Linked DNA regions of Homo sapiens: region 2 is linked to region 1. A link is a loop called in an ENCODE intact Hi-C map of the cell type or tissue named here. Cell type or tissue: mesothelial cell of epicardium. All regions are shown on one strand.

Region 1 (4,000 bases):
TCCATCTGGTATCATTTCCTTTCATCCTGAAGAACTTCCTGTAGCATTTTTTGCAATGCATTACTGCTGGCAGTGTATTATTTTGTTTTTCTTTTATATGAAACAGTCTTTATTTTGTTATCCTTCTTGAAGGATACTTTAGCTGGATTTAGAAGTTTTTCTTTCAACACTTTATAGATGATGGTCTTCTGTTGTATGCATTTCCTGGGCTACCATAAGAAATTACCACAGGCCGGGCGTGGTGGCTCACGCCTGTAATCCCAGCAATTTGGGAGACCAAGGCGTGTGGATCACGAGGTCAGGAGTTCAAGACCAGCCTGGTGAAACCCCATCTCTACCAAAAATACAAAAAATTAGCCCGGCCTGGTGGCAGGCGCCTGTAATCCCAGTTACTCGGGAGGCTGAGGCAGAGAATTGCTTGAACCTGGGAGGCAGAGGTTGCAGTGAGCCAAGATCGTGCCACTGCACTCCAGCCTGGGTGACAGAGCGAGACTCCATCTCAAATAAAAAAAGAAATTACCACAAACTTGGTGACTTAGAAAAACATAAATTTATTCTCTCAGTTCTAGAGACCAGAAGTTTAAAAACTAGGCCGGGTGCAGTGACTCATGCTTGTAATCCCAGCACCAAGGCCTTGTAATTCCAGGCCGAGGCAGGCGGATCACTTGCTCCCAGGAGTTTGAGACCACCCTGGCCAACATGGCGAAACCCTGGCTCTACCAAAAATACAAAAAGTTAGCCGGGTGTAACAACATGTGCCTGTGTTTCCAGCTACTCAAGAGGCTGAGGTGGGAGGATCACTTGAGCCGGGGAGGCAGAGGTTGCAGTGAGCCAATATTGCACCACTGCACTCCAGCCTGGGTGACAGATTGGGACCCCCATCTTGAAAAAAAAAAATAAAAAAGAGTAGGTAAGGCCACACTCTGTCCAGAAGCTCTAGGGAAGAACCCTTTCTTGCCTCTTTCAGCCTCTGGTGGCTCCAGGCGTTCCCTGGTTTTTGGCTTCATAGCTCTAACCTCTGCCTCCTTCACACAGCCTTCTGTTTTGTGTCTGTGTCTTCTCCCCTAAGCCTTGGTGTTTCTCCTCTTACTTATAAGTATACTTGTCATGTGAGCTAGGGCCTGACTGGTTCATCCAGAATGCTTTCATCTCAAGATCTTTAACTCAATCAAACCTGCAAAGAACCTTTTTCCAAATAAAGTCATATTCACAGCTACCAGGGTTATGATTTCATTGTATCTTTTGGGGGGTCGCTATTCGACCTATTGCATGTCTTCTGGCCTGTATTCCCTTTTTTTTTTTTTTTTTTCAGATGGAGTCTCGCATTGTCGCTGGGTCTGGAGTGCAGTGGCACCATCTCGGCTCGCTGCAACCTCCACCTCCTGGATTAAAGCGATTCTCCTGCCTCAGCCTCCTGAGTAGCTAGGATTACAGGTGCCCGCCACCACACTCAGCTAATTTTTTGTATTTTCAGTACAGATGGAGTTTCACTATGTTGGCCAGGCTGGTCTTGAACTCCTGACCTCGTGATCTGCCTGCCTTGGCCTTCCAAAAGTGCTGGATTACAGGCGTGAGCCACCACGCCCAGCCTTTTTTTTCTTTTTTGAGATGGGGTCTGGCTCTGTGGCCCAGGCTGGAGTACAGTGGCATGATCTCAGCTCACTGCAACCTCCGCCTCCCGGGTTCAAGTGATCCTCCCACATCAGCCTCCCGAGTAGCTGGGACTACAGGCACACACCACTACCCCGGCTAATTTTTGCATTTTTTGTAGAGACAGGGTTTCACTGTGTTGCCCAGGCTGGTCTCGAACGCCTGAGCTCAAGAGATCTGCCCAGCCTGACCTCCCAAAGTGCCAGGATTACAGGCATGGCCACCATGCCCTGCCTGACAGGGTCTCGCTCTGTCACCTAGGCTGTAGTGCAGTGACATAATCACAGCTTACTGCAGCCTCGACCTCCCAGGCTCAATGGATCCTCCTATCTCAGCCTCCCAAGCTGGAACTATAGGGCACACCAGCACACCTGGCTAATTTTTGTATTTTTTGTAGAGATGGGGTTTGCCATGTTGACCAGACTGCTCTCAAACTCCTGGACTCAAGCAATCCTCCTGCCTCAGCCTCCCAAAGTGCTGGGATGACAGACAGGCATGAGCCACAGTGTCTGGCTGGCCTTCATTCTTTCCCATGAGAAGTCAGTAGTCGTTAGAGTTGGTGTTCTCCTCTATCTGTCATTTTTCTATGGATGCCTTCAAGATTTTCTTTTTATTTTTGCTTTCAGCAATTTGACTATAATGTGCCTAGGCATGGTTTTCTTCACATTTGTCCAGCTTAACAGTTGTTAACCTTGATTCTGTAACTTGATGTCTTCACAAATTTGGGGCAATGTCAGTTATTTCTTCAAAAATTTTTCGTCCCTATCCTCTCTCTCTCTTCTCCTTCTGGATGTTGTCTCATAGGTCCTTTTCCCATCTTTTTTCCCTCTCTCATGTAGATAAGATAGTTTCTTTTATTGACTCCTCTGTCACCTCCTTTGTGCTATTAACCTTATCCAGTGAATTTTTAAATTTTAGATATTGTGTTTTTTCAATTCTAGAATTTCTTTCTTTTTTTTTTTTTTTTTTCCGAGGTGGAGTCTCGCTCTTGTTGCCCAGGCTGGAGTGCAGTGGCATGATCTCAGCTCACTGCAACGACTGCCTCCTGAGTTCAAGCGATTCTCCTGCCTTGGCCTCCCAAGTAGCTGAGATTACAGGCATGTGCCACCACACCCAGCTAGTTTTGTATTTTTAGTAGAGACGGGGTTTCATCATGTCGATCAGGCCGGTCACAAACTCCTGACCTCATGTGATCCACCCGCCTCAGCCTCTGAAAGTGCCGGGATTACAGGTGTGAGCCACTGTGCCTGGCCCAATTCTAGAATTTCTATTTGGTTGTTTTCTATAGTCTCTATTTTTCTGCTGTGATCTCGTCACTTTTCATTTATCGCAAACCTGTTTTTCTTTATGTCGGTGAGCATAATTAAAATAACCTCTCGAAAATCCTGTTTGCAAATTTCAAAATCTGGGTCATCTCAGAATTAGTCTCCATGGACTATCTTTTCTCTAGAGAATGGGTCACATTTTTTCCTTGTATTGTAAGTAATTTCAGACTGTGTCCTGCATATTCTCAAATTCATGTTGTAGAGACTGGATTCTGTTGTTTCTCTGAAGAGTGTTCGTTGGCTTTCTTGGTTTTTGTTTTGTTTCGTTTGAACAGGCAGTTAACATGGTTGGATTCAAATTGCAAAGTCCGTCTCCTGGGAATCAGGTCAAATCTCAGTTCAGTTATTTTACCCTTAGCCAAGCTACTTGCAGTTGGCCCTGTAAATGCATAGTTCAGGGGTCAACTAGAGTTTGTGCAAAGTTTATACACGTGGTTTGGGGCTTCTCCTCTCTGACTCCTTTCTTTTTGGGGTATCCCTCCCCACTTTGCATTAGCATAGTTGTTCCTTAAGTTTGTTCTCTGGTTTTTCAGGCCAGGAAGACTCAGAATTTTCTGTCATAGTTTTAGCTGCCTTGCGCAGCACCAACTGCATCCTACCCTTAGGCTAAAAGTCACGAAAACGGGAAAATCATATTGTGCTGTTCTCCCTTTCAATTTTAACTGCCCTCTGGGATATGCTCATTTGTTCACTCTCCAGTGTCTTCAGGTAGTTTTGTTGTTGTTTGTGTTTTCTTGTTGCATTTGATCCAGAGTTTACTGTTGTTTATGGGACAACTATATGTCAAATTTACCCATTACTTAGCTACACTGGAATATGCTCGAGTTTCTTCCTCACTCATGAGTTGGATGTAGAGGGCCCCCCTCCTTCAATGAGGCCATAGACATCAGCGGAAGAGAGGCATTAGTAGGGCTCAAAGCTGGCAGCCTACTAAGTTAGCCAGTAAATGGGTTGGAGCAATATTCCCAAGCGTAGAATGTGCTGTCTCTGAAGCCAGAAGAGGCCTGCCAACACTGTGCTTCTTA
Region 2 (4,000 bases), 340 kb before region 1:
GGGGAGCCTCTGTGGCTTGGCATGACTGGATCAGGAGGACAGGTGGCAGAAAACAAAGCTGGAGAGTCCTTCAGTGTGTCAGTGTGAAGGACAGTCAAGTCCTTCAGTGTGTCAGGCTTACACAGTAGGGACCCCTGAGGGTTTTGCACCTCCAAGTGTGGTGGGGTTGACCAGTGTGGAGCGGGCAAGACAGAGGCAGGGGGTCCCACAAAGGGGCAATGACAGCCATCCAGGCAGGACGAGGACTGAGCGTGCTGACGGGAGAACAGAGGTAAGGGCTATTCAGAAACAAATGTCGGCCTTTCCATGACGCAGTCAGGGAGAGGAAGAAGAAAGGGCAAGGAAGACCCAGAGGTTCCCGTGGGAGACTATCTCAGGGACCCACACTTCCCAGTGGCACCCTGGCCACTCCCACAGCTCTCATCTGAATAAGCTTTGTCCTCAGAATCCTGAACTCATTGTCCCCTGGCAAACCCTCCTCAAGCACACAGCTCCTTCCTGCGCCTGGATAGTGTTTCTGGAAGACCCTGAAACGTCAAGGTCTTTCCCAATTCATCATCGCTGGGGCAAAGCCGCCCAGCTCTCTACCCACAGCAATAACTCTTGGGTTCGAGGGCTGCAGGGAGTGTGATCTACTCTTTGGCAGCTGAAATAGCCATTTCCCTCACGATATAGAACCCCCAATTCACGAGGGTGAGCAGGCAGGGCTCCAAGAGCAGAATACTGCTTCTTTGCTCTCGGTTCAGGGCCAAGATTTAATTTTTAATTTTCAAAAACGTGAGTGGTCAGACCACGGCTTGAAAATTGAAACCATCCTCTGAGCACCTCTGCGTCTCCCGCCTAGACCTTCTCCACTGCAGAGCATGACGTGGCTTGGATGGGGCAGCATTTCAGAGTTTCCCAGCTATCAAGAGTAGGTTTAGGTTTCCACCTTGGGCTGCAGCTGACACTACCTGCCCAGCTCCAAATTCTCTAGCTCTCTGTGACCTTGGGCGTGGTTTTCAACTTCTTCGAACCTCAGTTTTCCCATCTGGTAAAAAGAAGCCTTAAGACAATACTTGATAGAGCTGCCGTGAGGAATAAAAGAGATACGAATGTTAACTCCTAAGACATGTCAGCCAGGCACAGTGGCTCACGCCTGTAATCCCAGCACAGAGAGTTAACATTCTCTTAAGACATATCTTAAGAGCTAACTCTTAAGACACGCCTGCCATAATGGGGAATAGTTGCAATTTCTCTGAGTTATAAACTGATCCAGGACTTTTTAGAGGAGCGAAAATTATATAAACAGTACCTTTACCCACGCATGCTCTCATTTCCTCACTTCTCTGGCCAGGTCTACAGAAACTCTGAGAAGAGTAGGAAGATGGGAGGTTCTCTGATCATTGGCAAGACTCTGAATCTCTCTGGATCTTAGTCTACTCATCTTGGAAATGGAAGCAATAATGCCCAACTTCAGGGTGTAGAGCCAGGTAGGGAAGGGACCTACCATTTATCTAGCGCTGAGGGAGATATTCTCTGATGGAGGGATGAGCTGTGTGAAGTATTCAAGAGGTCTCGCCTTGAAAGAGTAAGAGGATTTCCTCCTTTTCTTTTTCGAGAAGGAAAGGAAGGCTTTATGTCTTGGAGTACCAAGGTTTCCTTGTCCCATGGGGGAGTAAGGGCCTGTACTTTCAAAATCTTAGGTTCAGAGACACAAATAACTGGCTTGCCTAAAAGGGGCTGTTTCCACGGGATGAAAAAGGGGTGAGATTTCTAAGAGTGAGCGTGTGGTTGGGGGAGATGGCCCCACTTGCAGCCAACAGGCCTCCCACCCCCGTGAAGGCCCTGGGAGGGTGGAACCTCCGAGGATAATGACACATTGTTGGACTCCTGGAGAAGGACTGGCCTCATAATTTCCAGAGCCCAGCGTATAATGCAACTGTGGGTCCTTTGTTCAAAAGTTGTTCTGAATTTCAGGATGGTGGCAGAGAGAATGAAACCAAGAGTGAGGCCCTTCTGAGCATGGCGCCTGGGGCAGTGGCATAGGCTGGACACTTGGGAAGTCAGCCTTGCCTCCCTTGGGCCTCAGAAGCCCAGTGAAGACTTCATGGCCCAGATGGGCACTGAGGAGTGGATGCCACAAGCAGAGGACTCCTTGCCTTCCAAGAAACCGTGGCCCAAGAAGATCAGATGACTGGCTCTCATTTTCAGTCTGAATGAGGTTCCTGGAATTCTTTTACAAGTTTAGGGAAAGGAAGCCTCCCCACTCCCCACCCCTAAAGCATTGAGACTGAATATCCTGAGTCAGATTTCACATGACACAAAGTGGAGAAACAAGCCTTGCGTCCGAGTACCATGCGGCAAAGGCTGCTCAGGCCGCATTGCATTTAATCCCCACAACAGCCCTGCTGGCACCAAGCCAGCACTTGTTTCCATGAAGGCTCTCAGCCTCCCAGACTCTCAAACCAACCAGCCAGAGCCTGGGCATATGGTGCGTGCATAGGGGATGTGGGGCTGGAAGGCAGAGCCCAGGCCCCTAGGAGGAAATGCCCCCTAAGGACAGGCACCTTCTGGGGAAACGATGAGTGTATGAGGGAGGTCAGGGCACGTGGCAGGGATCAGAAGATGCTCCCCCATCTAATATCAGTAACATTAATAACGATGGTACCAGCAATAGACAACATTTACTCAGCACTCACTAGGCGTGTCATCTCATCTATTCCTCAGCACAGCCAAGTTAATAGCAACGCCATGGCCCAGAAGAGGAGAACTAGTCTGGGTTCTCCAGAGAAACAGAACCAATAGAATGTTTACATATATCTAAATGTCCATATAGATACACATGTACTATATATGATAGATAGATAGATATGATAGAGTAGATAGATGATAGACAGACAGATAGATAGATACAGTAGATAGATGATAGATAGATAGATATAGATAGATGATAGGTAGATAGAAATGACAGATACAGATGACAGAGATAGATGATGATAGATAAATATAGATGATTGATAGATAGTAGATAGATGATAGATAGATAGATAGACAGAGTAGATAGATGATAGGTACATAGATAGATACAGTAGATAGATGATAGAGATGATAGATATAGATGATAGACAGATATAGATAGGTGATGATAGATAGATAGATACATAGATAGATAGAGATGATAGATAGATAGATAGTAGATAGAGATAGATGATAGATATAGAGATGATAGATATATAGATACAGTAGATAGATGATAGATAGAGATGATAGATATAGATAGGTGATGATAGATAGATATGATAGATAGAGTAGATAGATGATAGACAGATAGATAGATACAGTAGATAGATGATAGATGAGATGATGATAGATATAGATGATTGATAGATAGTAGATAGATGATAGAGTAGATAGATGATAGATACATAGATAGATACAGTAGATAGATGATAGAGATGATAGATAGATATAGATAGGTGATGATAGATAGAGATGATAGATATAGATGATAGATAGGTAGATATAGATGATAGAGAGATGATAGATACATAGATAGATACAGTAGATAGATGATAGAGATGATAGATATAGATAGGTGATGATAGATACAGTAGATAGATGATAGATAGATAGATATGATAGGTAGAGATGATAGAGATGATAGATAGATACAGATAGATAATGATAGATAGATAAATATAGATGATAGATAGTAGATAGATGATAGATAGATAGAGTAGATAGATGATAGATACATAGATAGATACAGTAGATAGATGATAGATATAGATGATAGATAGATAAAGATGATAGATAGATATATATAGGTGATGATAGATATAGATGATAGATAGATAGATAGATAGATAGATAGATAGATAGATAGTAGATAGAGATAGATGATAGAGTAGAGAGATGATAGATACATAGATAGATACAGTAGATAGATGATAGAAATGATAGATAGATATAGATAGGTGATGATAGATGGATAGATAGATAGATAGATAGATAGATA

The links. Peaks named below come from ENCODE experiments on the same cell type or tissue, not always from the same donor. Only the 100,000 strongest peaks of a DNase experiment are listed, where the experiment ranks them.
Region 2: a loop joins it to region 1, with 27 times the contacts of the local background. A loop is called at or near these places in 1 of 110 quality-filtered maps.

What each region holds. Positions count from the first base shown.
Region 1 is chr5:172,025,068-172,029,067 of GRCh38, forward strand. No RefSeq gene overlaps it. Among named protein-coding and RNA genes, the nearest start is that of FBXW11, 20 kb to the left of the region's middle. In mesothelial cell of epicardium, no CTCF peak of the experiment used is centred here; no DNase peak of the experiment used is centred here.
Region 2 is chr5:171,686,924-171,690,923 of GRCh38, forward strand. No RefSeq gene overlaps it. Among named protein-coding and RNA genes, the nearest start is that of SMIM23, 97 kb to the right of the region's middle. In mesothelial cell of epicardium, no CTCF peak of the experiment used is centred here; a DNase peak (open chromatin) is centred at 2,405.